Regions from separate parts of the Homo sapiens genome. Here region 1 is linked to region 2. Evidence: read pairs that join two places in POLR2A ChIA-PET (ENCODE). Cell type or tissue: Caco-2. All regions are shown on one strand. Each heading gives the region's core, and the rest is flanking DNA. Links, peaks and the distances in the headings are about the cores only. Region 1 holds the start of LINC00837 (long intergenic non-protein coding RNA 837). Region 2 holds the start of LOC107984170 (a long non-coding RNA gene).

Evidence for each region. ChIA-PET counts read pairs that join two places held together with the same protein. Peaks named below come from ENCODE experiments on the same cell type or tissue, not always from the same donor. Only the 100,000 strongest peaks of a DNase experiment are listed, where the experiment ranks them.
Region 1: POLR2A ChIA-PET joins it to region 2 with 10 read pairs; 3 of 35 experiments call an interaction of 5 or more read pairs at or near these places.

What each region holds. Positions count from the first base shown.
Region 1 is chr10:28,789,274-28,804,162 of GRCh38, reverse strand. The region is part of intron 2 of LINC01517 (long intergenic non-protein coding RNA 1517); the gene reads right to left. LINC00837 (long intergenic non-protein coding RNA 837) reads left to right here and starts at 8,113. Exons shown (of 2, transcript NR_038376.1): 1 at 8,113-8,269; 2 at 11,219-14,852. In Caco-2, for the core only: no CTCF peak of the experiment used is centred there; no DNase peak of the experiment used is centred there.
Region 2 is chr10:28,707,520-28,723,631 of GRCh38, reverse strand. It overlaps LOC107984170 (a long non-coding RNA gene), which reads right to left and starts at 10,514. Exons shown (of 3, transcript XR_001747283.2): 1 at 10,477-10,514; 2 at 8,389-8,517. It overlaps LOC105376470 (a long non-coding RNA gene), which reads right to left and starts at 15,603. Exons shown (of 4, transcript XR_001747282.1): 1 at 15,431-15,603; 2 at 13,894-13,977; 3 at 13,077-13,331; 4 at 12,666-12,897. RefSeq lists an enhancer at 1,147-1,648. In Caco-2, for the core only: no CTCF peak of the experiment used is centred there; a DNase peak (open chromatin) is centred at 11,685.

The DNA.
Region 1 (14,889 bases), core at 2,595-10,594, 82 kb before region 2:
AAAAAAAAAAAAACAACAACAACTATTAACCCAGCAAATTTTAATATTGTTGTCATTCCCTAGCTTAAGAGAAATATAGGAAAATTTTCACGGGATTATGAAATTGGTTTCTAAATACCCAGTATCTTTACAATTTATTTTTTAACTTATCAAGTGAAATATCACCAGTATGTTTATAATTTATTTTTAACTTAATTTTTATTTTATCAAATCAAATATCTGTCAGCGTTACTTTAAAAGCATTAAGACTTTGGCCTAAGTTGGACCACTGAAGTAGGGCATGTTTTCAAATTTCTGTCTTTGATCAGTGCTTTTCCTAAACCACAAGTAAATGAGAACCTCATCAACCTTAAAGATATGACAAAGTAAAGGACGTTTTAGTGCCTCCCCTGGTAAACCATTTCTATTTTCCTTGACGCACTGTCAGTGACAATGTAGACTTGATACCTAATTATACACTTAGATTCTTATGAAATTACTGAAATGGCTTCGTTGTCTGGAGTATCACCCGAGGTTCGTGGTCTCACAGCCAAGGAGAACAAGGACGCAGGCGCACAAAAGAGTGAGGTTAAGAGCAGAAGTTTAATAAGCAAAAGAAAGAGAATAGCTCTCTGATGCAGAGAGGGGTCCTGGAGAAATGGTTTGCCAGTTCAACAGTGAAATGCAGGGGGTTTTATAGCTGAGCTGGTGAGGAGGTAGTGTCTGATTTACACAGGGCAAGAAAGACTGGTTGGACCCGGTGTGCCATTTGCATAGGGTACGAATTTCTGGCCACCCCCACCCTAATCTTTTATTATGCCTGGCCTGCGCCATGTTGCCCATTGCTTTACTGTACACGTAGTAACAGTACACGTGGTAACAAAAAAAAAAAAGAAAAGATGGAGCTTCCATGTTGGACATTCCTGGTCCCGAGGTAGCCCTTTTCTGTTGGCACAGCTGCCAGCATTCCCCCATGCAAGTTTCCAGTATCTATTTTTGCAGCTGGATTTTTCAGGGTGCTCTTTGTTAGAAAAAAAATAATTTCTTGGGCTGCTTTTTTGCTAAAAGGGAAGCTCTGCCAAGGACTCTGTTGCCCTCACTCTCTGCCTAATTTCTTTCTACCTCCTATATCATTACCTTGCATGTGATCTCCAACAAACGAAGTAATCTCTACTTTCTCTGAACTTTCCCAGCAATCTTGGTTTCCAGCTTTTACTTCACACCTTTGGGTTCCTCAAGCACCCCCAAGTTCTCTCAGACTCCTCCAAGAATTTAGTGAAATGCCTAGTAGGAACAAGGGCAAGATAGTGTCTATAGTCTACAGCGACTCAGAAAACCAGAGGAAGGAGAGATCCCTCCAAAACAGGCTCATCAGGAAACCTTAATGGCTGAGACAGGTTCTTTGTTGTTATTGACGTTGTTGAAATAAGTTCTCATTCTCTCAGTCAGTCTGTCACCCAGGCTGCAGTGCAGTGGGGCAATCATAGCTCACTGCAACCTCCAACTCCTTGGCTCAAGTGATCCTCCCTCGTCAGCCTCCCAGGTAGCTGGGACTACAGGCATATACCACCATGCCCAGCTAATTTTCTTTTTTTTTTTTTTTATTTTTTGGGAGATGAGATCTTGCTATGCTGCCCAGGCTGGTCTTGAACTCCTGGGCTTAAGCCATTCTCCCACCTTGGCCTCCCAAAGTGCTGAGATTATAGACATGCGCCACTGTGCCTGGCCAAGGGAGACAGGTCTTGATCTGGGCTTTAAAGGATGGATCAGGATGCAGGGAGGAATCATTGGCTTTGTATCAGAAAGTATTCAGGGTTTACCTGGAGCAAGAACAAGCACAGGGTGTGGTGGGGGGCACCCCTGGGAGGGAAAAAGCAACTAGAAGATTGTTCTTATTTGAGAGACAGGTCTGTGGGAGACTCCTAGAAATGAAGTTGGAAGGAAAAGGTGGCAGAAAACCCAATAAAGCCTGAATGCCAAGGTGAGGGACTTGGAAATCATCAGAAGAAAGGCCTCTGAGAGCCACTCCTAACTTTTAAAGAGAGTGACATTTAAGAGGTTTAAGTTGGCAGCCATATGCAAGATGTGTCAGAATGAGGTAAATAAGCAAACTGGGTGAGAGGCAAAAGGGCCTCGACCAAGGTTTATTGATAAGTATGTTGCCCAAGACTGAGTCAAAAGTCTTGCTAAAGTCAATCTAGATTAAATCTGTCCCTTGCCTTTAACCTAGCAGGCCAATCAAGGTCTCCAAGGAAGAGATGCAATTCCTCAGAGTAGGTCTTGGTTATGAAGCCAAGTGAGTTGTTATTCACAGTTTGTGTCTCTGAGATGGGCACACATGCAGATGTGCTGATTATTTCCCTTTTTCCATTGCTGGTCACTTCCTGGCCAAATTGTCTAAAAACAAAAGAATCACAGAGTCTTAGCACTGGACATAATCTCAGCAATCCTGTGGTTCCTATCATGCACTGGTACATCATTTTGCACTGAGAGCCGATCATGTGACCGGAACTGTGCTGGAGGAGGGAAATGGAACACAGTAGTCTCACAGGAGGCAGAAGCACCTCATCACCAAGCACCCCAGCTTGTCCAACTCCTTCATTTTACAGATGGGCAAACTGAGAAACAGACACATCAAGTGACATATCCACATTCACACAGGTATTTGCGGATCCAGGTTAAATACGCAGACAGACCAGGCGCGGTGGCTCACGCCTATAAACCCAGCATTTGGAGAGGCCAAGGCAGGAGGGTCACCTGAGCACAGGAATTCAAGATCAGCCTGGGCAACACAGCAAGATCCCATCTCTACAAAAAGTAAAATACAATTAGCCAGTTGTGGTGGTACATGCCTATAGTCCCAGCTACTCAGGAGGCTGAGGAGGAAGGATTGCTTGAGCCCAGCAGTAGGCTACAGTGAGCTATGATCACACCACTGCACTCCAGCCTGAGCAACAAAACAACATCCTGACTCTTAAAGAAGAAAATACAGACAAATAGAAATATACACGAAGACTTTATATATATGTGATGTATGTGCAATATATACATATGTCTTTGTGGCTATGTATGTAAATATATATGTATATATATAAAAGCTCTGTGGTCATTATGACTATCAAAGAGTTAATAAGTGGACACCGTAATCTGGCACACACAATGCAGATAGCAAAGCTTCCCTTTGATTCAGTTACAGGAAACATATTAATGATCTTTATCACTGGACTCCCTCAGGAGAAGTAACCCGGGAGCAGAAAGGGATAACTTTTGAGAAGCACAATCATTTATTAACACGCCCACCATCCCTTAAGTACCAGTAACTACAAAGCATTCCACTCTCAGAATATACTTTCCCATCTTGGGATGCTTTCACTTAAAACAGGCAAAAATTGGTTGCATTCTGTACCAAGGGGCAGCCCTGCTGAATTAGGTCCTGTGGTTTGTTTCCAAGGTATAGCCACCAAACCTCTCCATTCACAGGATTTTTGTGGATTTGGTTTTATCTCTGGACAAGGGACCAGGCTCTGACAAGCTGCAGAAATCACCCCTTTCTCACAGAATAATGAGAAGATTGGAAAAGCCATTTAGTAATAATTTGATCAGCCAATTTTCCTCACCAGTGGGCCTTAGCACAATTGCCTTAATTTCTCCCCTGGGTTGGAGGGGTGTGTGACTGATGGGGACTCCGGTGGTGTCTGCATGGCAGGATGCACACACACACAGGGCTTGCAGCCGACAGAGCTGGAGCAGTGGCCCTGAAAGGCTTAGGGAAAATAGTTATGTTTCAGCTACAAACAAGGCCAAACCTGGAGGTGAAAAGACAATCAACAAAGCCACAATGTTGATACTCCTGAAATGGAAAACAGCTGTCTCTGAGGGAAATGTTGGCTATTCCTCTGTAGCACAGAGGCTGTATGGCAGCCACCCACCCGCCTGACTTCTCAGCAGAGGATTAGTGTTCATGAGAGAGAAGGAAACACGAGACAAACCAGACAAACCGAGTGACAAACCAGGCAAAGTCTACCTGAGAGAAGAGCAAAGGGGAGGGAGAGTAAAAGGAAAAAGCACAAAGAAAGAAGAGTGAGCAATTCTGCAGGAGAAATACTCCCAAGTTAGCAGAATGAAACAACCACAGCGCACTGCATGAAATAACAATCTGGAACTTGGTGATGGTGATCCCTCAAAAGATCTTGGAGGAATCGAATATGATTCCAGCCTTATTCTAAAGAAACTTGGTCAGTTAACAAAAAAAGAAAAAAAAAAAGTCTTTGGCAGAGTGAGGCCAATTGCAGGAGTATTCAACTGAAATGCATATGGTTTGGATGACTTTCAGCTAAAATGAAAATTTAGGATTTCAAGGTATACTTAAGAGGTTTGTTTTTTTAAAAAAACCCATCTCAAAAGATAGGTTAAAAGGAGAGGGGGTGAGAGGAAACCAATTGTACCAGTAGGGGTGCGGGTAAGGAAGAAAACAGGGAAGGAAGAACATGATGCAAAACTCAAGTGAGACCAGAACATTTTTACCGGGAAAGCCCTGGTTTTAGTTTTTAATCTATATTTTTTTTGAGACAGAGTCTCACTCTGTTGCCCAGGCTGGAGTGCAGTGGCGCGATCTCGGCTCACTGCAACCTCTGCCTCCAGAGTCCAAGAGATTCTCGTGCCTCAGCTTCCCTAGTAGCTGGGATTACAGGTGCGCACCACCATGCCCGGCTAATTTTTGTATTTTTAGTAGAGACGGGGTTTCACCAGGTTGGCCAGGCTTGTCTCGAACTCCTGACGTCAGGTGATCTGCCTGCCTTGGCCTCCCAAAGTGCTGGGATTACAGGCATGAGCCACCATACCCAGCCAGTTTTAATATATAACAAATCTTTTTTTTTTTTTTTTTTTAAGAGACAGGATCTCTCTCTGTTGCCCAGGCTGGAGTGCAGTTGTGCAATCATGGCTCACTGCAGCCTCAACCACCTGGGCTCAAGCAATTCTCCCACTTAAACCTCCCAAGTAGCTGGGACTACAGATGCATACCACCACACCCGCTAATTTTTAAATGTTTTTGTAGAGATGGGGTCTTGCTATATTGCCCAGGCTGGACTCAAGTGACCCTCCCACCTCCCTATGATTACAGGCATGAGCCACTGCACCTGGGCCAACAAATGTTTCTATATCAAAAGAGCTCTGAGTACGAAAAGTTTACAGAATCAAGAAGAGTTCAAGAGTTCTAGAAAGTAGTCTCCCGTGTGGAGCTAGTCTTAGAAAAGAGAGGCTAAATCCTGGATGCAGACACATGGGCAGCCCAAGCTCACTATAAGGCCATATGTTAACCTTCAGTCCCAGAGGCAAGCGGTGAGCCCACATGGGTGATGCCCTTGCAGAGCCAGGACACACTCCTGAATTAGATTTTTGCATACACTTACTTGATTGTTACCCATGATGTCCCAGGATGAGGGAGAACAAGAAGCATTTGTCCTTTTGTGACAGAGGGTCACAGAAACAAGGAGCCAGGGTGAGGAGGGAGTGGAGGAAAATTATATGTTTGAAGGAAGAAGATGGAGAGGCAGCAAGGATGAACATTAAAGGAGGAGGGGGGAGAGAATACAGATCTAGAATTTCTAAATTACCCTTGGCGCAAAGATCTGGTTTACCACTCAAACAGTATAATTATAAAGTTGGCGTAAAGGAGACCAGGGATCTAGTTACTAATTTCTTACTAGCAATAGCATCAAAACCTTCTCTGCTGGTAGCTGGTCTCTTGACAAAAACCGTGTGTCTTGTACATGATGTGACCTATAGGGAGAACTGGTTTTAATCAGGCTGATCTATAAAATGGTATGCGGTTGTGGTCTTGCTTCTCAGATGTCAATCTGAGCAGAGGAGAAAGTGAGGGTTGGAATTGTCAAAGTAACTAAGGTCGGGGGGAAACACTTTACATAAATGCTCCCTTGTCTTGTAGATGCAGTGTATAGGCTAAGTTTGTCAGAAAATTCAGTGGGAACCCTCTGGTGGATTTGAGAAAAATTACCAGAAACATTCCTGTTGTTCATGGTTTTTGGACCAGATTCTGCCCAGCCTCAAAAAGGAAATTCTGGCTTGGTTACAGCCTTAAATGGGTGCTCAAATCCCCTGAACATTTGCTGCAAAAGTACTTTCATTCTTACTCCATTTTGGTTAATAAGAACACCAGGCATCAAAGTCACATCCTGGCCTTATCCCTGTTTACCTTGGCAGTGATAGATATAGCCAGAGTTCCAAAGATTATTCATTTCTAAGGTACAAAATTCCCCTCTCCCCTCTGCCTTTTTTTTTTTTTTTTTCCAGAGACAGGGTCTCACTCTGTCCCCTAGGCTGGAGTGCAGTGGCTGAATCATAGCTCACTGCAGTCTCTAACTCTTGGGGGCAAGTGATCCTCTCAACTCAACCTCCTGAGTAGCTGGGACTACAGACATATCCCACCATGCCTGACTGATTTTTTTTTTTTTTTCTTTTTATTGTAGTGATGAAGGTCACACTATATTGCTCAGGCAGGTCTTGAACTCCTGGCTTCAACTGATCCTCCGATCTCAGCCTCCAAAAGTGCTGGGATTACAGCTATAATCCATGGCACCCAGCCCCATTTTTTTTTTTACAAATTTTACAGAATTTTTACATGGCAGACTTTTTTTCTATCTAATTATTACTTTTGTTTCCTAGGGAAATGCTAAAGTGCAAATGTAGGGTTTTATTTATTTATTTATTTATTTATTTATTTTTATTTTGAGACAAGGTCTCACTCTGTCACCCAGGCTGGAGTGCAGTGACACCATCACAGCTCACTGCAAACTTCATCTCCTGGACTCAAGCCATCCGCCCACTGGACTCAAGCCATCCGCCCACGTCAGCCCCACAAAGTGTTCAGATTATACGCATGAGTCACCACATCAGACCCTGCAAATGTAGATTTTTGAAAAAACAACTGCAACATTTTAGCCCTTTTTAAAATCAGGACCCCTAGGTCTTTCCCAATATAACTAACTAGCCAGTGATTCCTCACTCATCTACCTTTTTTTTTTTTTTTTTTTTTTTTTTTTTTTGATACGGAGTCGCACTCTGTCACCCAGGCTGGAGCGCAGTGGCGCGATCTTGGCTCGATGCAACCTCCGCCTCCCGGGTTCAAGCGATTCTTCTGCCTCAGCCTCCCGAGTAGCTGGGACTATAAGTACCCGTCACCACGCCCGGCTAATTTTTGTATGTTTAGTAGAAATGGGGTTTCGCCGTATTGGCCAGGCTGGTCTCGAACTCCTGACCTCAGTATCCACCCACCTCAGCCTCCCAAAGTGTTGGGATTACAGGCATGAGCCACCGCGCCCAGCCCACTCCCTTTTAAATGCAGATCTTCTGTGGGAGGATTAAGTCACTGAGCCCACAGGGAACTGTGCTGGGAGGGGAAGTGGAGGGTGTGGAAAGCCGGTGGAAAACAAATCTGTGGATAGCCTGTAGGGCAGATGCCTGAGGCTTGGGGAGACTGGGAAAGCAGGTCTCTAAAAGGAACTTCATCCTTTTTCTCCTAGGCCTCAGATGATGCTAGAGTCCTGCCAGAAATTGCAAATAATTCTGGCTCACTTTTGTATTAGTGCAGGTGCGTAGACCAGAGTCTAGAAGAGCAACAACAACGACAATAAAATTCAGTGTGTCCTTGAGGCATTTTCATGAGATGATATTAAATATATAATTAAATACTACTCATTGTTTTTTCTCACAAATATATACCCACCACCTACCAGGAACTGTCCCAGAAATTGATGAGGAAAAAATGATTTTTATGCCATAACTAATCATACCGTAATATGCACTAGAAAAAGCAAAGAACGTAAAATAGTATATCATGGGGACATTCGAATTTATAATCCTAGGAGTGACATGTAAGCTGGGCTTGAAAGAATAACCATAATTTTGCTGAACTAATAAGTAGGTTGTGGAAGAGAGTGCTAGCTGATTAGGAAAACCTCTGCTCTCCTTCTAAGCACGCAGTTAAACCGTTTTCCATCCGTTTTTGCCGTTAAGTGTGGTCATATGACTGAGTTCTAACCAATTAGAATGAGACGGCAAGGGATGTGTAGCTTTTTCAATCCTGGCCATAACATTCTTCTTCATGCTCTTCTCAATGTCCTTTCTCCTTTCATTAGGTAAAATGGAGATGATCCCCAGGGCCATCTTGGAAACAGTTTTTGAAGTTGGTAGAGTCTCGGGCCCGCTTAACTGCTGAAAGAGTAGGAAGGGGTCCGTTTCATTAGCGCGTTCAACCAAAGAGCGCTGTTAGGTGAGCAAAAACAAACCAGTTGTGTCTGAGCCAACACCCGTTTGTCTATGGGTTGTAGCAGTTGGTCCACCTAATCAAGGAAGTGCCGAGAGCACAGGACATGAAAAGACACAGCGCTAAGGTACATGGCACGTTCACGAAGGTACAGGAGAGGCAAGAAATGAGACGGGAAAGGTGGCCTAGGACCAGGTCGTGAATGACATGATAACTAAGTTTTGACTTTTTCTCGTAGGTCAGTGGTTCTCAACCAGCGGCAATTTTGCCTTCCAGGGAACATTTGTCAAAGTCTAGAGACATATTTGGTTGTCTTCACCAAGGGGAGGAGGGAGGGAAGTGCTACTGACATCCATGGGTTGAAGCAAAGGATGCTGCTGAACATCCTGTAATGCACAGGACGGCCTCCCCCACCAAGGAATTACCTGGGCCAAATAGTAGTACTGAAATTGAGAAACCCTGCTGTAGGCAGTGAGACACTAGCAACAATTCTTCTTTTTTTTTTTTTTTTTTTTAAGCTGGAGTCAGGGTCTCGTGCTGTTGCCCAGGCTGGTCTTGAACTCCTGGGCTCAAGCAATCCTCCCGCCCTGGCCTCCCAAAGTACTGGAATTACAGATGTGAGCCATCAAGCCCAGCCACAGCAGTTCTTAAAAGGAAAATCACATAATCATATTTGTGTGTTAGATAATTATAACAACATAGAGGATTCATTGAAGAGAGAGAGGAGATGAGAAAAACAATTTCATCCTTTGTTTATCAAGGACCTATTATGTGTACTTGATCATGCATCAGGCACTACAGATTCAAAGATGAATAAGAGTCCAGCAAGGGAAATAATAAGTACCTTTATGGGACTTGGGGAGACTCAAACTCTGGCCTCGGGTCTTCATCCCCATGAACCTCTTAATTAAAACAAGAGAAGGGCCTGAACTAGAGCAGGGGTTGAGGACATGGAAAAGAGAACCTACTTGAGAAACATCTCAGAAATGAAATGAACCAGGCTGAGTTTTGGAGTGGAAGTAGAAGTTGAGAGCAGTGAAAACCAAAACTGAGGTCTTTATCCTGGGCAACTACACAGATAGTGCTGCTAATAGGAAAATGCAGGAGAAGCAACAGACTTAGAGGACTGTCTTGCAGGGTTTTCTTTCTGAGAGAGAGTAAATATCAAATTCCTATAGGACAGGTACAAGCAACTCACATAAAAATTGCCAACAGCCAAAAAACTGTTTCTTTTTTTTTTTTTTTTTTTGAGACAGAGTCTCACTCTGTTGCCCAGGCTGGAGTGCAGCAGCAAGATCATAACTCAGGGCAAACTTGACCTCCCAGGCTCAAGCGATCTTCTGGCCTCAGCCTCCCAGGTAGGTAGGACTACAGGTGCATGCCACCACGCCAGACTAATTTTTTAAATATTTTGCAGGCCGGGCATGATGGCTCACATCTGTAATCCCAGCACTCTGGGAGGCTGAAGCGAGCAGATCACCTGAGGTCAGGAGTTCGAGACCAGCCTGGCCAACATGGTGAAACCCTGTCTCTACTAAAAATACAAAAATTAACCGGGCATAGTGGTGGGCACCTGTAATCCATCTGCTTGGGAGGCCGAGGCAGGAGAATTGTTTCAACCCGGGAGGTGGAGGTTGCAGTGAGCCAAGATCGTGCCATTGCACTCCAGCCTGGGTGACAGAGCAAGACTCTGTTTCAAAAATAAATGAATATATATATTGAATATATATATACATATTTTTTTTTTTGTAGAGATGGGGTCTCACCTTGTTGTACAGGCTGGTCTTGAACTCCTGGCCTCAAGCAGTCCTCCTGCCTTGGCCTCCCAAAGCGCTGGGATTGCAGGTGCGAGCCATTGCACCTGACCCCAATAAACATTTTAAGAATGTTTGGTGCAAGCCAGGGGTGAGTTGCGCCAGAGGTCTCATATCCAGAGGTCTGAGAACCAGGAGAGTCAATGTTGTCAGCCTCAATTTGAAGCAGAAGGCCTGGGAATGAGAGGAGAATGGGGCTCAGAGGGTGCTGGAGCAAGTCTGGAGTCTGAAGGCCAGAAAATCTAGAGTTCTGATGTCTGAAGATGGGGGAAAAAGATGGATGTTCCAGCTGCAGAAGAGAGAGCAAATTTGCCCTTCCTCGGCCTTTTTGTTGTATCAGGGCCCTAAAGTGGTTGGATGATGGCCATCTACACTGGGGAAGGCAAATCTTCCTCACTCAGTCTCCTGATTCAAATGCTAATCTCTTCCTGAAACGCCCTGCGGACACACCCAGAAATAATCTTTTACCAGCTGTCTGGGTATCCTTTAACCCAGTTAAGTTGACCCATAAAACTAACAATCACATTGGCATTTTAAATACATATAAAATCATTTGCATTAAAATAGTAATACATTCACATTGGCATTTTAAATACATATAAAATCATTTACATTAAAATAGTAATACATATATTTGTAATCGATATAAAACATATATACGTATTTAGATATGTATGCTCTGTAATTCAGCAATTTCACTTCTAGGAATAAATTCTACAGAAATAACCAAATGAATATACTAAAAAGTGCTCTACACTTTTAATGGAGTGTTGTTTATATTTCACTGGAAACAAATGTCCATAAATTGGGGATCGGTTAAATAAATTATAGGACTTTTTGAACTAGATGGAATACTGTACAGCCTCTGAAAATAACATACTCATTGAATGCAAAGATATTCACAGCATTAATAATAACAAATTAACATTAATTAAAGTGACCAAAAGCAGGCTATTAAGCAACCCATATGGTAGAATCACATCAATATAAAACTGTATACATCTAATAAGAATAGAAATTTTTAAATTGGTAAAAAACAAAAGGCAATCATGGTTGCCTCTGGGCGATAGGTTTGTATGTGATTTTCACTTCTTGGTGAACCCGCTAAAGATTCAGTTTTTTTGTTTGTTTTGTTTTTCAGGTTTCCTGCACCACAAGGTTCCTTTCACTTAAAAAAATTTTTTTTTATATTACACCATCTTTATTTGTACCTTACCGTCTAAGGCTATCAATCAAACTTCAGTAAGAACAGTTTCAGCATCAACTAACGAACAGTAGCCAAACCAGAGAGCAGTCAAAAGTGTTTTAAAGGGAGCAGCATCAGCTGATGTTCTGCCAAGTCTCTGGGTGTTCAGGACCATGGTCCCCCGGCACTTCCAGGCCCCTGTGGGCTGCAGGTGGATCCCCAGGAGCCAAAGGGCCGCTCAGGAAAGGGTGGAACTTGGCCTCGCAATCAGCTGGCTTCTGCCTATTATGGTCATCTTCTTTCCAGAGGTCTTGCTATCTCAGTGGACGTGGCTGTCATCCAGCCGTCCTGGGCTGTTTTCTCATAGAAGAGGATCTCCCTCTGAAAACTGTGTCATCCTTCAATTCCTGGGCCAAGTCTGGGGACACATCTTTTCTTAAAGCTTGCTGGTATGACGAGCAGTTCCCATTTTCCTGCACTTTACGAAGTCTCTGAGGTGCAAGCAGTAGACATCCTTCTCCATGGACTCCCCCTGAGGCTGCTTCATGTGTTTTCAGGGCAGTTCAGGCAGATCGGAAACCACTGGCTGCAGCTTCGGGATGTCCCTCTCCAGCTGTGCCCTTGAACCCTGCAGAGAGACCTGCTCGCTGAGCAGACCTTGGGCTTGTGCTGTGAGTTCTGTACTCCTTTGGGTTTCTTCTCACAATCGTATGTCTGCTTTACCAGTCTTTCCCTCGGGACATTCGAAGGAAGCACCTAAATTACCATTGTCATCCATGCTTTCAGAGGGACTTGCGGCCACGATGCTGGGGGACCACCCTGTTCTGCTTCCCTGTTCCCCTCCACTGCCAAGTCCTCATTTTCCATGTCGTCTTTCCTGGTGCAGATGAAGGGTGCTCAGCAGAGCGTGAGCCACCAGGGAAGCCACTCGCCTACTCCAGTTCGAATATTGGGGACTTGAGGCCATCTTGTCTTTTTTGTGTGTGTGTGGCGTCTGATTTACAACTTCTTGGTCGGGCAGCTCTGTGGGTTGCTGATGGTCCATGCTGTCATTCACATCGTCCGTGGTGTGCACTGGAAGATCTCCATGCTGTGAAGCGTGCAGGATGTGCTTCACATCAGTCACTTGGGGAAGTTCAGGAGGCTGCTTTTTCATGCTTTTTTCAGAAGCTCGCCTAGGTTAGGTCCTGATCGGAAGACCTGCTCATTTCCATTAGAACCTTCAAGCAGAGTGTTTGGAGCAATCAAGGACTGGCCCCAGCATGGATAACAGGTAGCTACCACTGGTGTGGGCTGCTGGCTGCATCTTGGCGCAGGCCTTTCTGTGGGCCTCACCTTAGACTGAAGCCCTTTGGGCCAGCCCTTCCCTCCTTCTCACTGCGTGTCGTCTCCTGACCAGAGAGGCCATCACAGCGGTGCACGCCCAGCTCACCCATAGTATCCCTAGGGTCACTGGCACTGGTCCCAGGATTCTGTACATCACTACTTACTGCTGCCCACAGGTGGGCCAGCAGCAGTTGAGGAGGCATTTCGTGGTGAGCAGCAGGTCCTTCATGGCTCTTGAGGGCTCCACAGCTCTTCCTCTTTTCTCTACTGGTATGTGGGTCACAACTGACCACTCAGAACCCTGCAGAGTGTTCCACCTCTAACACAAACAAGGGCTCGCCAACCAGGGCAAACCATCCATTATGCTGGGGGAGGAAAGGCACCGCAAATTCTAGAAAACTGTGTCCCTGATTTTGCTGTGCAAATATAAAGTGACATTACTTAACACAGTGCCTTGGAAGAGGGGAAAGAGTTCACGGCAGCCCCCAGCTCAGGCCACTGCAGGTCCCACCTGGCCTTACAGCATAGCTAGAGGGTCAAAGCCAGTCAAAGCCCCGTGTCCACGCATGATCCTCTCAGGGCAGCGTGATGGCCCGTCCCTGGTGGGGCTCATTACCCTGATTTCAAGTTTCCTTCTGCTGCAGGGAAGCCTGGTCCCGCCTACAAAGAGACTGTCTACCTTGCTAGATTGAACTATAGGACTATGTTTTCTTCATCTCTGTAACCCCAGAAGCTCTCCAGAGACCCTTATACACTAGGGACATGGTCATTGCTTGTCTTGTTTTCTTGTTGACTCTACTCTGACTTAGGGCACATCGCTTTCCCCTCTAGATCTCCATATTCAGATCTGTGAATGACAGTAAGTGGGTGAAGGCCCCTCTAGCTTTAAAACCCCTCCAATACAGAGAGTACACTGAAACCGGAAGCAGAAGCTGAGTGTGGTGAGTGGAGCATTTTCCCTGGCATGATGGAGGGGACCTATGGATCTGGCTATGAGGGTGGCATCTGGCCACTTGAATGGCTCTGCAGAGCTGGACCCTAGTTTTCAAATCAGACTCAAGAATGATCTTTAGTGTGGGTGGTTTTGTGGGGCATATATTTTTTGAGACCTTGTTATTGACACAACAGCTTCTGGGAAGTCTTTTTGACAGAGAGTATGCACAGGTGCGGGCTCCATCTGCTCGGCAGCCGCTGTCTGGTGACGGTGAGCGCTGAGAGCTGGATGGTCCTGTTAGAAAGGCAGCATGCCAGCCTCCGGTGATGAGCAGAGTGACCCGACCTTGTCTCTCCTTCCCCATGGAGCACTGCAGGCTCTTTCCCCAGACCTGCTTCTAGGCTTCCCTTCACCCGCTCCCACCAGGCAGCTGAGGCCACTTTAGGATTCCATTTTTAGTTGTACTTTTTTTTTAATTGATCATTTTGTGAGCATTTTTCTCTCTAATGCAACAGAACTAGCACAAGTCCTTAAAGATGTAGGATCTCTCAGCTCCCACAAAAACAAAGATAATGGCCTATGTAATTCTCTACATATTTAAATTGTTAGCTCTAAAAATAGATTCAGAGAAAGGGTGGACACATGTTCCAATTTTCTCATAACAGTCCTGGGTTGTGCCTGTTATCCTGGCATAGTTATTAATCCTGTCCCCTTTCACTCTCAGACTCTCCTGGTTTGGAGGATAATTTCATTCTATTCAAAGAGGAAATCTACAAAAAGGTGTCATCATCTAACCTGTATTCATATAAACATTTTCCAGTCTCACGGTTCTGTGTACCTCTCCAAACCCCTCAATCTTCTAATCATTTTGTGTATTATTTATAGGAAAAGAGCACCAGCTAAAATATCTTGCCCTTGGATTTCTTCAGCCAGCTGCTGAAGTAATTTGTCTTAGTCTTTACTGAAGACTGAATTGTATCATTAAGACTTTCTTCTAAGTCCTGTTATTTTGACTTTTTGACTCACTCTGTGCCCTCTGATACATAAAGTAGCAATAATTTGTACAATGAGCCATTGTATTTGTTCACGAGAAATTCTTCCTGTTCCTCACATTTCTATTCATTTTCCTAAAGGTATGTATTTGAAAACTTGAAAAATTGCCTGGCCCAGTTATAGTTTAATGGGAGCATTTAAACATACTTTTCCTACAAAGCTTATCAGTTAGTTACTTAACCTTTATGAATAGGTTAAATATTTTCCACAGTATTTATATAAATATGATACTTGGTTTCAAGTTAAATCTAATAAAAAGGAAGTTATTCTTGACTTAAATTACTCCCATTTCTTTTCATTTGTTTTTATCTTC
Region 2 (16,112 bases), core at 4,138-12,137:
TACTTGGGAGGCTGAGGCAGGAGAATCGCTTGAACCCGGGAGGCGGAGGGTTGTGGTGAGCCAAGATCACGCCATTGCACTCCAGTCCGGGCAACAAGAGCAAAACTCCCTCTCAAAACAAACAAACAAACAAACAAGCAAACATGATTTTGTATGGGGGAAAAAATGGAAGGATTCATGTATTTCCTCATCACAGTTGAGAATATGGATTAATACAACTGCATCACAGAGAATTCATTGTATCTTATGTATACACTATATCATATCACTCCTTTGGATTTTAAATTTACTAGGTCAAAAAATTTCCCTTAACAGCAACAACAGTAAAAAATAATATGTGTAGATGTTTTACACGGTGGGCTGGGGGGGCGGGAATTAATTCTTCAAGCATCAAAGGGGAGACTTAATGTTGTAGAAATGTGGCCAAGTTCATCAACTTGGAAAATTAACTTATGTGCCTGGGTTGTATTGACTTCATCTGCTCTTCCTTCTCCAGAACAAGTTAGAAACACTCAAGATTTTGCAAATAAGGAATCCATCTGTCCATGTAGTCATCAAGAAGTTGGGGGTCTCTTTCCAGTTATCTGAGAAAAGTGATTTCAATGCTCTGAAAACCCCCTCGCCACCCCCCACCTCCCCCAGGACTTTCACAAGAAATTCCAAGGTCTTTCAGCCTGGGCCAAAGGAAAAAGAAAGATATTTTTTAATTAAGAAATCAATGCAAAAGCGAAATGCCTTTGGTGTAAGTCCTCTCCGAGTCGCTTAGAAACGTGAGAAAATCTGCTCGAGCTAAGCTATCTTTAATAATACCAATTCTTCAGCGAGCTCCTCCTAGGTGGATTCACATATAGGCCCCCCCAGAGAGAGGCACCTCTGCGGAAATGAACATTGACCTCACGTGGCTGAGTCTTCTGCAGCAAGGGGATGCCATCCCTGCGGCTCCTAGAGCCACGTGTTGCTGGGGCGCATTTACACCTGGCACCGGGATGGGCGGTGCGTTGAGGCGCTTGGAGGATCCCACCTGGGCGGGGAGACTGAGCGCTGATGTTAGCTGGAGCTGCCTCAGCATTTTGTGTTCTTGATCACATTTCACAGGGATTTCACTCCCGCCCGAGCACCCTCTTTCGGCTGCTGCTGATGGGACGCGTGCATCAAGAGATCAGTGGACCCAGAGCGAGGTGGGGACGTGACACAGGGCGGCGGGGCCTCGGGGGACAAAGGGGACCCGCTCTCGGAAGGGGACGTCCGGGCGTGCGCCATCGTGAAGCGGAGACGTTTCTATTTCCAGCCGGTCTGCCCAGAGGCTGAGTTTGCCACATCAGTGACGGCTGGCCTGGGAAGGTTTCTCTAAAATAGCCTCCCACTTGTGCTCAACATGAAGCTGAACCCATTAATTCAAAACACAGCTCTGCGCTTCCTCCCCGCCGCTGCTTTCGCGACAGACGCTGCCCCAGCAGAACAAACCCTTGCATTTGGAGGCCCGCGCGGCTCCGGAGCGCTGAGCCCGTTTGTCTAAACAGCTCTCAGCGGTGGTTCTCATTACAGGGAGACAGCCCCACGCAAACAGACAGCCCTGCTCCTTTAAACACAGCAATTTGGGCTTGTCTGTTGCTCCCTGCTCTTTTTTTTTTTTTTTTTTAAATCATTTGGACTGTAAAGTAATTAGAGGGATAGACATTCCCAAAATAAGAAGATCAACAGCTGAGCTTTGTAATTCTAACGTGAGCACACATATCATTTCAGGCTCTCCCAGGACCCCTAGGCAGGTACGATTTCAATAATCAAAGCGTTTTGCATACATTTTCTAATTACCACTCTTGCCCTTGGATTTTTTTGTTTTTGAACTTCCAAGCTCGCCAGTGCCACAGAGGGTGGGCTCCATCCCCTCTGTCACCGCCTGGCTTCTCGCTCCCATCCTCAGCCTTGCCCACCGCTGAGCACAACCTTGGTTTGTTTTTTTCCCTATCAAAGCGCTGTGCGAAGAAAGGAAAATAGTGTTTTGAGGGGGAAGAGTAAGGAGTGGTAATTATATTCCTAATCACATGTAATTTAAGAGAAAATGAGTAGATGGGAGAGGCTATTTAGCTCTTGACTCCGTGTAATTCCACAGTCTGGGACCACAGGCACCCCACTGTCACCTGGGTGTCTTTCAAAGCCACCCTAGGCTCAGCAGCCAAACGGTTAATTACAAGGGAGAAGCTGCTCTCCAGCAACTGCAGCTCTAACTGTGGAACACTGTCATTAGATGACAATGGCAGCCTTTGCCCCAAATCCAGAGCCTACCTCAGACTGTTCCCCTGGGTTCTCTGCCCCACTTCCGAAGTGGGAAAGGCACCAGGCATGTACAAACACATGACAACAAACAGTAGGGCTGCACTCCGTTTAACATACCAGTATTTTTGTGCTCAGTACATTAGATATGTCACTCATGACATTTGCACAATTCAATTAATGAACGATTGAATAATTTACTGAGCAAAAGCTACTCACATGGGTAACATTGTGCAAAGAGTCACATTTGTTAGTTCATCTGTGAAACAAACACCGACTCAAGGATTGCTGAGAGGATTTAATGAGATAATAAATAATAATGACTGGGTGCGGTGGCTCACACCTGTAATCCCAACACTTTGGGAGGCCAAGGTGGGCAGATCACTTGAGCCCAGGAGTTCAAGACAAACCTGGGCAACATGGAAAATCCTCATCCCTATAAAAAATTAAAAAATTAGCCAGGCCTGGTGGTGCATGCCCGTAGTCCCAGCCACTTGGTAGGCTGAGGTAGGAGATCACTTGAGCCCAGAAGATTGAAGCTACAGTGGGCGGTGATCACACCACTGCACTCCAGCCTGGGCAACAGAGCAAGACCTTGTCTCAATAAAACAATAAAATGAAATAAAATTAATAATAATGATAATAAAACTTTGAACACTGCCTGACACAGCAGGTGCTTAGCAAATATTAGATATTAATACGTAAAATTCAAGCCTGAGCAACATAGTGGGACTCTCTTTTTTTATTTCTTTATTTTATTTTTCAATTTTTTTTTGAGATGGAGTCTCGCTCTGTTGCCCAGGCTGAAGTGCAGTGGCACGATCTCGGCTCACTGCCACCTCCACCTCCCGAGTTCAAGCAATTCTCTTGTCTCAGTCTCCCCAGTAGCTGGGACTACAAGCGCCTGCCACCATGCCCTGCTAATTTTTTGTATTTTTAGTATAGACTGGGTTTCACCATATTGGTCAGGCTGGTCTCGAACTCCTGACCTCAAATGATCCACCCGCCTCGCCCTCCCAAAGGAGACCCTGTCTCTTAAAAATTTTTAAATTAGCCAGGCATGGTGATGCACACTTGTAGTTCCAGGTACTCAGGAGGCTGAGGCAGGAGGATGACTTGAGCCCAGGAGTTCGAGGCTGCAGGGAGCTATGATTGCACCACTGCACTCCAGCCTGGACAACAGAGGAAGACCCTGTCTCAAAAAAAAAAAAAAAAAAACCTTAAAATTCCGTGCATATGAGTTGTGTGTCCAGTACTTTACATACATCTTATTTCATATTTACAATAATACCATGAAGAAGACTATTCTTGTTCACATTTCACCAAAAACTGAGAATTAAAGAGATCAAAAAACTGTGCCCAAGGTCACACAGCCAGTAACAGAAGTGGGATTTAAACTCAGGAAACGTGACTCAGCAGTCTGTTATTTAATCAAAACATTCCTCTCTTTCTCTCCCTCCCTACGTCTTCCTCTGTCTTATCTTGTGCATATAAATATATGTATAATATTTTACATCTTTAAATAATTTCATACAAACGACCTGTTGTTAGAACCTAAGGATTATTATTTTCCCTCAAAGAGATTTACCGCATCTCACAATTTATAGCTAGAGTGCTTGATTGACATAGAGTTTTATTGAAAGTTATGTTTTAAGTGTGTTGTCTTATCTCCAAAATTGTACTTTAAGCTCCTCTATAACCACACTATATCTATTCAGCTTTGTATCCCCCCACGGTTTGCCCTTTAACATCAGAAAGAGTGCAATAGATAGTATGCATTAATTAAGTTCAAAATGAATTAACAAATACATATTGAGTGCCAATACAAGGCATTATTCACCATGTTCTTTTCATTCAAAAAAAGTTTAACATAGCCAGAAATTAAAGATAACTTCACAATATCTTTGCCACATGGCACCAATAGCAGACGCTCTCAAAAACAACAACAACAACAACAAACTTCAACGTTTGAATTAAATGATGAAATTTCTTTCTTTTTTTGAAATAGGGTCTCACTCTGTCACCCAGACTGGAGCACAGTGGCATGAACACAGCTCACTGCAGCTTTAGTCTCCTCGGTTCAAGCAATTCTCCCACCTCAGCCTCCCAAGTAGCTGGGGCCACAGGTATGCACCACCACACTTAGCTAATTTTTCAGCTTTCTGTAGAGATGGGGTCTCACCATCTTTCCCAGGCTGGTCCCAAACTTTTAGGCTCAAGTGATCTGCCCTCTTCAGCCTCCCAAAGTGCTGGGATTACAGGTGCGAGTCACCGTGCCAAGTCAATAATTTCTTAGACTAACATGGGGCAGGAGCCATAATGGTCCCATGACTTCTCAACTACAAATAGTTGCCAAAAGTGGTATCCACAGCCATACTTTATAAGTGAAATTTTATTAATCAATTGATGTATATGAACATAAATGCAGAAAGGGGAGCAATACGTATTTGATGTTGCCCTGGACTATTATAGTGGTTAAAAATGGAGGAAAATTATTATGATAAAGGTAAGGACCTATTTATTCAATATATAAGTACTGATTATCATGTCTTCTACATTGAAGGTGTTACAAAGACGTTTAAGAAATGGACTGGCAGCCAGGTGTGGTGGCTCACACCTGTAATCCCAACACTTTGGGAGGCCAAGTTGGATGGATCCCTGGAGGTCAGGAGTTCAAGACCAGCCTGGCCAACATGGTGAAACCCCATCTCTACTAAAAAATACAAAAGTTAGCCAGTCGTGGTGGTGTGCACCTGTAATCCCAGCTACTCGGGAGGCTGAGGCATGAGAATCACTTCAACCCCAGAGGCAGAGGTTGCAGTGAGATGAGATCACACCACTGCACTCCAGCCTGGGTGACAGAGCAAGACTCCATCATAAAATAAAATTAAATTAAAATAAAATAAAATAAAATAGGCCATCCATGGTGGCTCACACCTGTGGTCCCAGCTACTCGGGAGACTGAAGTGGGAGGATCGATTGAGCCCTGGAGGTCGAGGTTATGGTGAACTGTGATCACACCACTGCACTCCAGCTGGGCAACAGAACAAACCCCTGTGTCAAAAAAACAAAAGGGAAAAAATTAGCTAGGCACAGTAATGTGTGCCTGTAGTCCTAGCTACTCAGGAAGCTGAGGTGGGAGGAGCCATTGACCCTAGGAGTCGGAGGCTGCAATGAGCTATGATGGCACCACAGCACATCAGCTTAGGCAACAGTGACCTTGACAAAAAAAGAAAAGAAAGAAAGAAGAGAGGGAGGGAGGGAGGAAGGGAGGGAGGGAGGAAGGAAGGAGGGAAGGAAGGAAGGAAGGAAGGAAGGAAGGAAGGAAGGAAGGAAGGAAGGAAGGAAGGAAGGAAGGAAAGAAAGAAAAATAGGGAAAAAAGTGAATAAGACACTGGCTGTGAGCTCAAAGAACTCAGAGTCCAATTGGAGAGGTGAACATGTAAATAGACAATGACAACACAATGTGGTAGGTGCAATAACAGCTAGAAACATAGAAACGGAATGTCCTGAAAGCCCTGGAGAGAAGTCAAGAAACAGCAGAAGAAGTGACATATTAACAGGGTCTCGAAGGCACTATAGCAGTTGGCTGGGTAGAGCAGGAAAGAAGAGCCTTCCACACAGATAACAACATGAACACACAGCAAGAATAATACTAACAAAGCATGTTCATGTTCATCATTTCATTCAGCAACTTGAGGGTAGGAAGGACAAATATTATTATCCCCATTTTACCAAGATAGAAGCTGAGGCTCGGAGCATTTCACTTTCCTAAAAATTAGTACTTGCAGGTCATTTAACCCCAAGTCCAGCTCCCTTCTGTCTAAGATAGACACCAACCCCTGAAAAGTGGAGGAAATATTGCTCCTGAAAGGAGTATTTTACTTGTTTTAAAATTGGAAACTGGCAATGGTGGAAGGAGTGGTGAGCATTCATAATTTTATGAGGCTTAATGATATTATGGCTGCAGGTTGAGAGTTGAAGGTTCTGGCTGGATGTAACAGTTATGTCCCCTTTCAATCTAGGTGTCATAAAAGAAGAGAGGGCCACTTCATTAACAGTGCTCTCAGGGTGGGCTCAGTGGCTCACACCTGTAATCCCAGCACTTTGAGAGACCAAGGTGGGAGGATTGCTTGAGGCTAGAAGTTTGAGTTAAGCCCGGCCAACATAGCAAGACCCCATCTCTATAAAACAAGACAAAAGGAAAAAAAAAAAAAAACCACCACACAATGCTTTCATTTTCCCAGAAGGGGCTGCACTTTAAAATAAAAAGTGGTTTGAACTGCATGCCTGTGTTAGTCCATTTGGTGATCCTACAACAGAATACCTAAAACTGGGTAATTTATCATGAACAGAAATTTATGTTTTCACAGTTCTGGAGGCTGGGAAGTCCAAGGTCAAGCCTCTGGCATTTGGTGAGGGCATTCTTGCTGTGTCACCCCATGGAGGAAGGCAGAAGGCCAAGAAGAGGTGGTGAGGGACAAACTCACCCTTTTATAAGGAACCACCTCCCACAATAGGAGCATTAATTTGTCCATGAGGGCAGTACCCACATAAACCAAACACCCCTCATTAGGCTTCACCTGTCAGCACCACGACACTGAGGATCAAGTTCCCAGCACAAGAACTTTGGGGCACACATTCAAACCATAGCAATGCCTTCCTTTGTTTGGGCCCCTTTGTCCTGCCAATAACAAGCTGTTATCATTCTTCCTCTTTAGCATTTTCAGGCTCTTCTTCATCTTCATCATTAAACAGCCATCTTCCTTCAATGCCTTCAAAGCTTGACACATGGACAAAGGGCACATTTTTATATCAATTGATGCAAAAATGAATTAAGATCTTTATCCATTGTGCTGGTGTATGATTTTTAAAACTTGAATTTAATACTCAGTAATGGCATCAGAGTTGGGTTGATCTGGGTCCGACTAACTTAAAAGTAACTTGCCACAGAAGACAATAGTGATTTCCAGTGACAAAGAGCTCAGCCAAAAGTGTTGTTCTTCTCACTTGGTACATTAGGAGGAAAATACCATAGGTCTCATCCCCCACCAGATCCAAGACTTCTAGCTTTTTACTTGTTGGGTATCAGAAAAGCACAGAAAGAGTTTTTTCCACATTGGTCGTACTCAACTATAAAACTTGCTCCAAGGCTAAAAATATTCCTTAAAATATACCCCTGTCACCTGCACACAGAGTAATGGCACCACTTTGGGAGGCCAAGGTGGGCAGATTGCTTGAGCTCAGGAGTTCAAGACCAGCTTGGGCAACACAGTGAAACCACATCTCTATTAAAAATACAAAAAGTTAGTTGAGCATGGTGGCATGCATCTATAGTCCCAGCTACTTGGGAGGCTGATGTGGGAGGACTACATTGAGCTCAGGAGGTCAAGGCTGCCGTGAACTGGGATTGCACAACTACACTCCAGCCTGAGTGACAGTATGGGATCCTGTCTCAAAAACAAAATTTTTTTAAGGAAATTACTGGGAGGAAGCCTAGGCTGTGCCCTTTGTCTACAAGCCAGTTGAACTTCTCCAGAAGTGGTCTAAGTGTTTGCTCCTAAGATTAGAGAATGAGTTGAAATAAAATTTTTAAATTGCCCGCCAACTAGTTAATGCATTTTAAAATAGGCAATGCCAATCAACTTTTTCAGACATACTTAGAAAATGAAGCCTATCATTTGCATCCTTCTGAATTGTACTTCCTGCCTTTGAATTTTAAAAAAGCAACACTTGTGTTCTCAAAAAGAAGGGTAACATCAAGTTCACACAGCAGCTAGAAACGTGATAAATCCACCAGGGCCACAGTGATGCCTGCCTAAACTAACAATCCATTTATTGCTACAGTTCGCTGCCGTTGTCATCACTTTCATGCCTCTAATTACCTTACATCTGTTTTATGTTTGAAGTTTACAGCACTTGCCCACTTTGGCTACACTAGTTTACATCTAACACCAAACACATGTTTATGTTTACCACATACCAGTTCTGCATTCTTAGACTTAAAATTATATCAACTTATAATCCCATTAATGGAAAACTTATGAGAAGGATCCGGCTCCTTTAATAAAACTAGAAAGAACAACCATTTGGATGCTGTTAAGTACAAACCCATACCGAAGGCTAAATGCTTCAATTAGATGCACCCCGTTCAGGTAAGTGGGCTTCATGAAACACTATCTTGGCTGCTGAGTATAGACGATGTCTTGTAGTCCATTTTCTGGCACTCCATGCTGGAGTTCCCATCTTCATTGAAAAGATAAAGTGTGATCAAAGAGTAATTTGGGTGTGCTTTGTTCAAAATATATCAAATTTATATTGGCATCTTGGAACTTGGCATTTTTAAAGTCACATTTGTGAATAAAATAAGTTTTCCATTTTGAGACTGACAGGGGAGGCAAGCGAGCAGTGTTTTACCATTTGGCAACACCTGCCCCCTCCATATATAGAGCTCCCTACAACAGAGCTGGGTACGTGTCTGGATATCTGTGTCTACTGCTGAACGATCTCCAAAGAAAACCACAGATAAGAACATTATTTGGATCTTGGACCATTTCTGAGGGATTTCAGCTCTATAAAAAAGGGGGGAAAAGACCTTGGGAACTGTAAGCAATTAAATTCTGCTCACGTATGCTTCGTTCCACTTAAAGGAGAAACTACCCTTTCCTTTCAACCTGTTTTGCCAATTTCAATCCTCTTGTTGGGAACCAGACTGAGAGTCTTGCCCTCTACTGGAGTCCAACATCTATTAACAGGAAACTTGATCTTCAAAACCAGTAAATAAACAAGAGGTTTGATGACCTTTTGATGACCTTTCTAAGTAGCATTCCTTTAAAACAAAAAATAGCTCTCTATCTAGAATACACTAATATAGACGACTGGTCTAGCTGTCTGAATAAGAGGTCGTATCTTAAAGGAAATGCACTATGTAGCCTGAACAGTAGCAACTCTTCTATCTTTTGCCTCTACCTCTCCAGAACCGACACTGGGTTTTAGAGAGCTTTTCCCAGGTACATCAGAATCTTGCATTAAAAATCGAAGACATAGCCTGGGCAATATGGCAAAACCCCATCTCTACAAAAAATACAAAGAAAACTAGGCATGATGGTGCACACCTATAGACCCAGCTGCTTGGGAGGCTGAACAAGAGAATCATCTGAGCCCAGGAGGTCAAGGCTGCAGTGAGCTGTGATGGCACCACTGCACTCTAGCTGGGCAACAGAGCGAGAACCTGTCTCAAAAAAAAAAAAAAAAAAAAAATCGAACACATCAAATGAGATTAGAGTTTGTCCTGAAAAGCCAGCCTGGGCTTGTCTGAACTCAATGATCGGATGCCTTTCCCTTTCATCTAGTGGCCTGCTCAGCCAACACGAAATCTAAGTGGCACTTTTCCCCCATGGGATACTTGCTGCCCTGGACGTCTCCCTGTTTCGTGGGGTCTCTGAAAATCCTCTCTGATGGGGATCAGCATGCCTGCCCTGTGTCCAGCACAACCCAGAATAAAGATGTGCTGGACAGCACAGGGAAAAGGGTGAAGGAGGGAAGGAGCAGGAAGGGAAGGAGTACTCGTGACTGAGCTCAGCAGCCTGAGTCCTGCTGAATCATGTCAAAGATTGTAATTCATGCTTGCAAAGCAGCATCAATTCTGTTCACTCGGGAGCCTTTCTTTACCATGTCAGGCTAACTTTTGTATTTTTAGTAGAGACGGGGTTTCACCACATTGGTCAGGCTAGTCTCGAACTCCTGGCCTCATGATCTGCCAACTTCGGCCTCCCAAAGTGCTGGGATTACATGCGTAAGCCACCGCGCCTGGCCATAATGGGTTCTTAACAAATGGTAGCTCTGATGATGGGGACCAACCCCCAAGATCACAGAGCTGGGGACTGGAGGAACAGGGACTCCAGCTTAGATCCTCCACCACCAAAGGCCTTACCCTTCCAGTACAGGCTGTCTGGCAGTGGCTGCAGAGGTGAGCAGCAATATGGTATTCTGCAGGGGCTGCACTGTCGGCAAACAAAATCCGTTAAGATCAGGGATTGTTGGGCTGAGCATAGTGGCTCATGCCTGTAATCCCAGCACTTTAGGAGGTTGAGACAGGAGGATTGCTTGAGTCCAGGAGTTCAAGACCAGCACGGGCAACATGGTGAAACCCCTTTTTTTTACCAAAAAATAAAACAATTAGCTGGGTGTGGTGGTGGTGCTTACCTGTAGTCCCAGCTACTGGAAAGGCTGAGATGGGAGGATTGCTTGAGCCGAGGAGATCAAGGCTGCAGTGAGGTATGCTCATGCCCTGTACGGTAGCCTGGGTGACAGAGTGAGACCCTATCTCAAAAAAAAGAAAAAAGACCAGGGATTGTCTCAGTCCATTCAAGTTGCTATAACAAAGTGCCTTAGACTGGGTAATTAGTACACAACAGAAATTGACTGTTCACAGTTCTGGAGGCTGAGAAGTCCAAAATCAAGGCACCATCAGATTCGGTGTCTCTTGAGGGCCCATTCCTCATAGATGGTGCCTTCTACGTGTCCTCACAGGGCAGAAGAGGAAAGGGGCCAACACCTCTCTTAAGCTTCTTTTATAAGGGCACTAATCCCATGCATGAGGGTGGAGCCCATGTGACCTAATCACTTCCCCAAAAGCCCCATCTCTCAATACGATTACACACTGGGGATTCCATTTCAATACATGAATAGTGAAGGGGCTCATACCTGTAATCCCAGCTCTTTGGGATGTGTAGGCAGGAGGGTTGCTTGAGCTCAGGAGTTCAAAACTAGCCTGGTCAACAGAGTGAGACCCCATCTCTACAAAAAGCCAGGCATAGTAGCGTGCACCTGTAGTCCCAGCTACTTAGGAGGCTGAGGTGGGCAAATCACTTGTGCCCAGGAGTTTGAGGCTGCCATGACAGCCTCGGTGACAGAGTGAGACCCCATATCTAAATTAAAAAAAAATTAGGGGGACACAAACATTCAGATTATAGCAGGGATTTAGGTTCTATAAGATACATTTGTCCACATATCCCCAAGTCTATAAAAAGATACTAATGGACAAGTACCAAGGTGTTATCAGTGGTTGTCCCTGGGTATTAAGTTTTCTGGGTGTTGACATTACAGTGGTTTTTATATTCTTTTTATTTATCTGTAGTTTCTAATTTTGCTCAAATGCTCATGTAGTAAGAAGAAAGTTTGGAATCTACTGAAGAATATCTATAGCATGGAGTGTCTGCCTAGTGGACCTATGATACTTAAAGAGAACTGGGGCCTAGTGCAGTGGCTCACACCTGTAATTCTAGAACTTTGTGAGGCCTGAGTTGGGAGGATCACTTGAGTCCAGGAGTTCAGGACCAACCTGGGCAACATAGTGAGATGCAATCTCCACAAAAAGTTAGTCAGGCATGGTGGTGCATGCTTGTAGTCCTAGCTGCTCAGGAGGCTGAACTATGACCACGCCATGGCATTCCAGCCTGGTGACAAAGCAAGACCCTGTCTGTGGGAAAAAAAAAAAAAAAAAACAAAACTGAAACCGAGTACCTGTAGGTAGCCTTTGAAAATCTTTATTTTAGACCCCCGAAAGGTCTGCTCCAGCAGAACTATTCTTTTTTTTTTTTTTTTTTTTGAGACGGTGTCTCGCCGCATCGCCCAGGCTGGAGTGCAGTGGCACAATCTCAGCTCACTGCAACCTCCGCTTCCTGGGTTCAAGCGATTCTCCTGCCTCAGCCTCCTGAGTAGCTGGGATTACAGGTGTGTGCCACCATGCCCAGCTAATTTTTGTATTTTTAGTAAAGACAGGATTTTACCATGTTGGCCAGACTGGTCTCGAACTCCTGACCTCAAGTAATGGGCCCACCTTGGCCTCCCAAAGTGCTGGGATTCTCAACCAAGCCCAGTTGAGAACTGCTCTTTTAACGGGGGTTGGAGGGTACTTCGTTTTTTGTACAGAAGCTTTATTAATGGCATTGAATGCCATATCAAGCATTAAAGCAAGCCTAGTGACAAGATGTTGCTGTCCTTCCCTTTCATTTCTGTCTCTATTCCCAAATGACAACAGCCATTTGAATCAGAGATACATGCATAGATTGGCCTTGACTTCTGCCATAAGGAATTACTCACAGGGTGTGTTGCAATTGTCTTCAAGGATGTCTTTCAATAAAAAGAGCATTTGACAATCTTGGCAAAGCCGGGCCTAAGCCCCCTGCTCTAAGCTGATGAACTTGGGACTCCCTCTGGGGACAGAGTCAAGTGTTCTGAAAGTCTCCTGCTCACAGAGATTTCACATTCTCAGTTTAGTCTTTCCTGCCAGATAAATGGCCCTAGACACCATGACCAAGTTCATTCACTTTGTCCATCCACCCACCATCCAGTGAACTCCTGGCCTCTAGGCATCTCTTACCAGTGCCAGGGCCTGGACACCACCTCTGTCCACTGCACCTTCCTTTGCCTTCTAGAAGCATTCCATCTAGATCTGCTTTTTCATTTTCATTCTGAACTTCCTGGATCTAAAATGATGTTTATTTCCCCATCAGAATTCCAGCTCCTAGCTAGTTTCCAAAGTCGACAATAGTGAACTTGTTCATCCCGAGATTGTTAGTGACTGATACAGATTTATGAGTGCATGTCCTGGGAAAACATGTCCTTGGAAGAGAGAAAAAAAAAGAAAATTAGAGAGAGAAAGGCCCAATCAAAGGAGAGGAGTGGCAATGTTGTAATCATGGGTACTGCAGGCTAGTAGAGGAAACATTTGCAAGCCTGCACATTTCCAGAACCTTTGAGTATAATTCAGAGCTGCAGCCTCGCCTGCATGTGAGGCTCACCCTGCTTTTGACATGACATGCTGCAAAGCTGTGCCCTTGGAGAACTCTAATGACCTTTCTCACTGCTGGAATCTGTATCCACAGTTTCCCTTGTCCACTATAGTGGCAAGGGCTTCTCTGTTCACTTTCCGAGTGACAGCTGGTGGAGGACAAGAAGCCAGGCTGGGAGGCAGAAGGCTGGAGCTGGCCCATTTCCACCCCAACTCATACAGCAACCTTGGGGAAGCACAGTGGCCTCGCCCTCAGCTTCTTCATCTGTAAAATGAAGAGATTACACTAAACCACTGCTTCCCAGGCTCTTGGATTTTGTACCAAAAATGCTTAAAACAAAGCTCTTTTCAAAAACGTTTTAGCTTTATCTTTCTTTTAAAAAATACTTTTAGACATATTGTCCAATAAAAAAAACATGGGTTGGGGGCAGTGGCTCACACCTATAAGCACTTTGGAAGGCCGAGGCAGGCAGATCACTTGAGGTTAGGAGTTCGAGACCAGCTTGGCCAACTTGGTGAACCCCATCTCTACTAAAAACACAAAAATTAGCCAGGCATGGTGGTAGGCACCTGTAATCCCAGCTACCCGGAAGGTTGAGGCAGGAGAACTGCTTGAACCCAGGAGGCGGAGGTTGCAGTGAGCCGAGATGGTGCCACTGCACTTCAGCCTGGGTCATAAGACAAGACTCCGTCTCAAAAAAATTAATTAATTAATTAATTAATGATAATAAAATAAGATATTTTATACCAACAAGGGAGAAAAACAAAACTTCAAAGTAAAGATCAGTCATTTAAATGAATAAATGTAGTTTCTTAAGAAAACTCACTATAATCTGAATTTTTCTCTTTGGTTGGGAGCCGTCAACATTCTGGCCTGGAATCATCCCTGAGGTCCCTTCTAGCATCATATCCTAGAGAAGGAAAAATTTAAAAGGGAAAAAAAAAAGCAAACCTTTAGGATAGAGTCAAAGCAGCTCCTTCAAAGCCAATAAGGATGCTTTAGAACTCGGGATAATTTCAGGCTCCACATTTAAGCAAAGGCTTTGCCATCCAGTAAGACTTTAAGAGGAAGGATTTAAAAATCCATCTGTTTGCCTCGGGGGACTCAGAGCAAAAGCAAAGTTTCAAGCTGATAGGCTCATGATAATATAACATATTCATTAGGTCATAAAGGGTGAAATACATGACGGCAGGTTTGGAGCCCCTCATTTACACAGCTTTTAGCAAACTCACTTTATATACCCCCAGCTGGAACTGCTTCTCCAAAGCCATTCCCCAGATTGCATAATTGTTCATTATGTCTTCAGGGAGGGTCCCATCTGCAGTCACGAATCCCCATGAAAATTTGTGGGAAAATATCCTTGCTCTTTCATTACATCTAAAATGTGATCACCCGATATTAAAACACAAAGCGCGGCTACATTTTAAAGGTAAACTGCAGAGCTAAATTGAGACTTGACTTAATCCCATTTTTATGGGCTGATTAATGTCCCGAGTAACCAGGCTGGGAGGAAAGTTAATGCCTCTTTCCTTTAATGGAATGCACCATGTTTCTTGCTTTTTATCAGGGGAGCACATTGCTACCACTGTGGCTTCATACAGAACAAGACTCAAAGCGACTGTCAGAACTTTCTCCTTGTGTCAAATGGACCTCAAATTATCCATGCACCAAAATTCTTAAAAGTCCAAGTTTCAATAAAGGAGGGAAAAAAGGAAAATAAATGGGAAGTTGAGATTTCTTCACAAGAAGATAATCGTGTCTGCTTGTGGCAGCTTGAGATGAGATGATGTGTAAACTCTGCCTCAGTGGTAACAGTAATAGCCACTTGTTGAGTAGCTACTCTGTGCAAAGAATTGTGCCAGGCACTTTGCGTATGTCTTCTTCTTCTTTTTTTTTTTTTTTTTTGACAGAGTTTTGCTCTCATCGCCCAGGCTGGAGTGCAGTGGCTCCATCTCGGCTCACTGCAACCTCCGCCTCCTGGGTTCAAGCAATTCTCCTGCCTCAGCCTCCTGAGTAGCTGGGACTACAGGCGTGTGCCACCTCGCCCGGCTAATTTTTTATATTTTTAGTAGAGATGGGGTTTCACCATGTTGGCCAGGCTGGTCTCGAACTCCTGACCTCAGGTGATCCGCCCACCTCGGCCTCCCAAAGTGCTGGGATTACAGGCATGAGCCACCGTGCCCGACCTCTTTGTGTATGTCTTTTTATTTAACCCTCTGAGATAGCTGATATGAGCCACACAGAGGCTGAGCAACCTGCTCAAGGAGCAGACTTAGGCTTGCCTGACTTATGGGCCCCCCTGCCCACCAGATTGACCTCCCTGACTCTTCAGTCTCCCATCTACCTTGGACAGATTCACTTACCCACCAACGTGCAGCAGTTTAAAGAAGACATCCTTTCATTCATCCATTGACTCATCAGTGAAGAAATTAACATTGTATAGCGCTCTTTCCAAAAACAATATGGCCAGGCTGTCTAGATCCCTCCCCTCAACCTTCGCCCTGACCACAACCACCACCCCAAGCACCCTGATCACAGCTACCACCCCAAGCCCCCACCCCAACCTGAGACATGTGGCAATTTCACTCCTTGTCCCTTGAGTCCATACCTCCATAACTCAGCATGTCACATGCATACCCATTGTGAAAAATATCCATTATCACCATAGTATTACCAACACATTATTACAGGGCTTTACATGTCACAGAACTCTTTCTGATGAATTATTTCATTTGATAATTACCTTAGGCTGAGGGAGGAGGGAGAAAGATAAATTATTTAAGGCTGGGCACGATGGCTCATGACCTTAATCCCAGCACTTTGGGAGGCCAAGGCAAGAGGATTGCTTGAGCCCAGGAGTTCAAGACCAGCCTGGGCAATATAGAGAGACTCTATCTCTATAAAAAAATACAAAAATTAGCTTAGCATGGTGGCTCATGCCTGTAGTCCCAGCTACTTGGGGGCGCTGAGGCCAGAGGATCACTTGAGCCCGGTAGGTTGAGGCTGCAGTGAGCTGTGATCATACCTCTGTACCCCAGCCTGGAT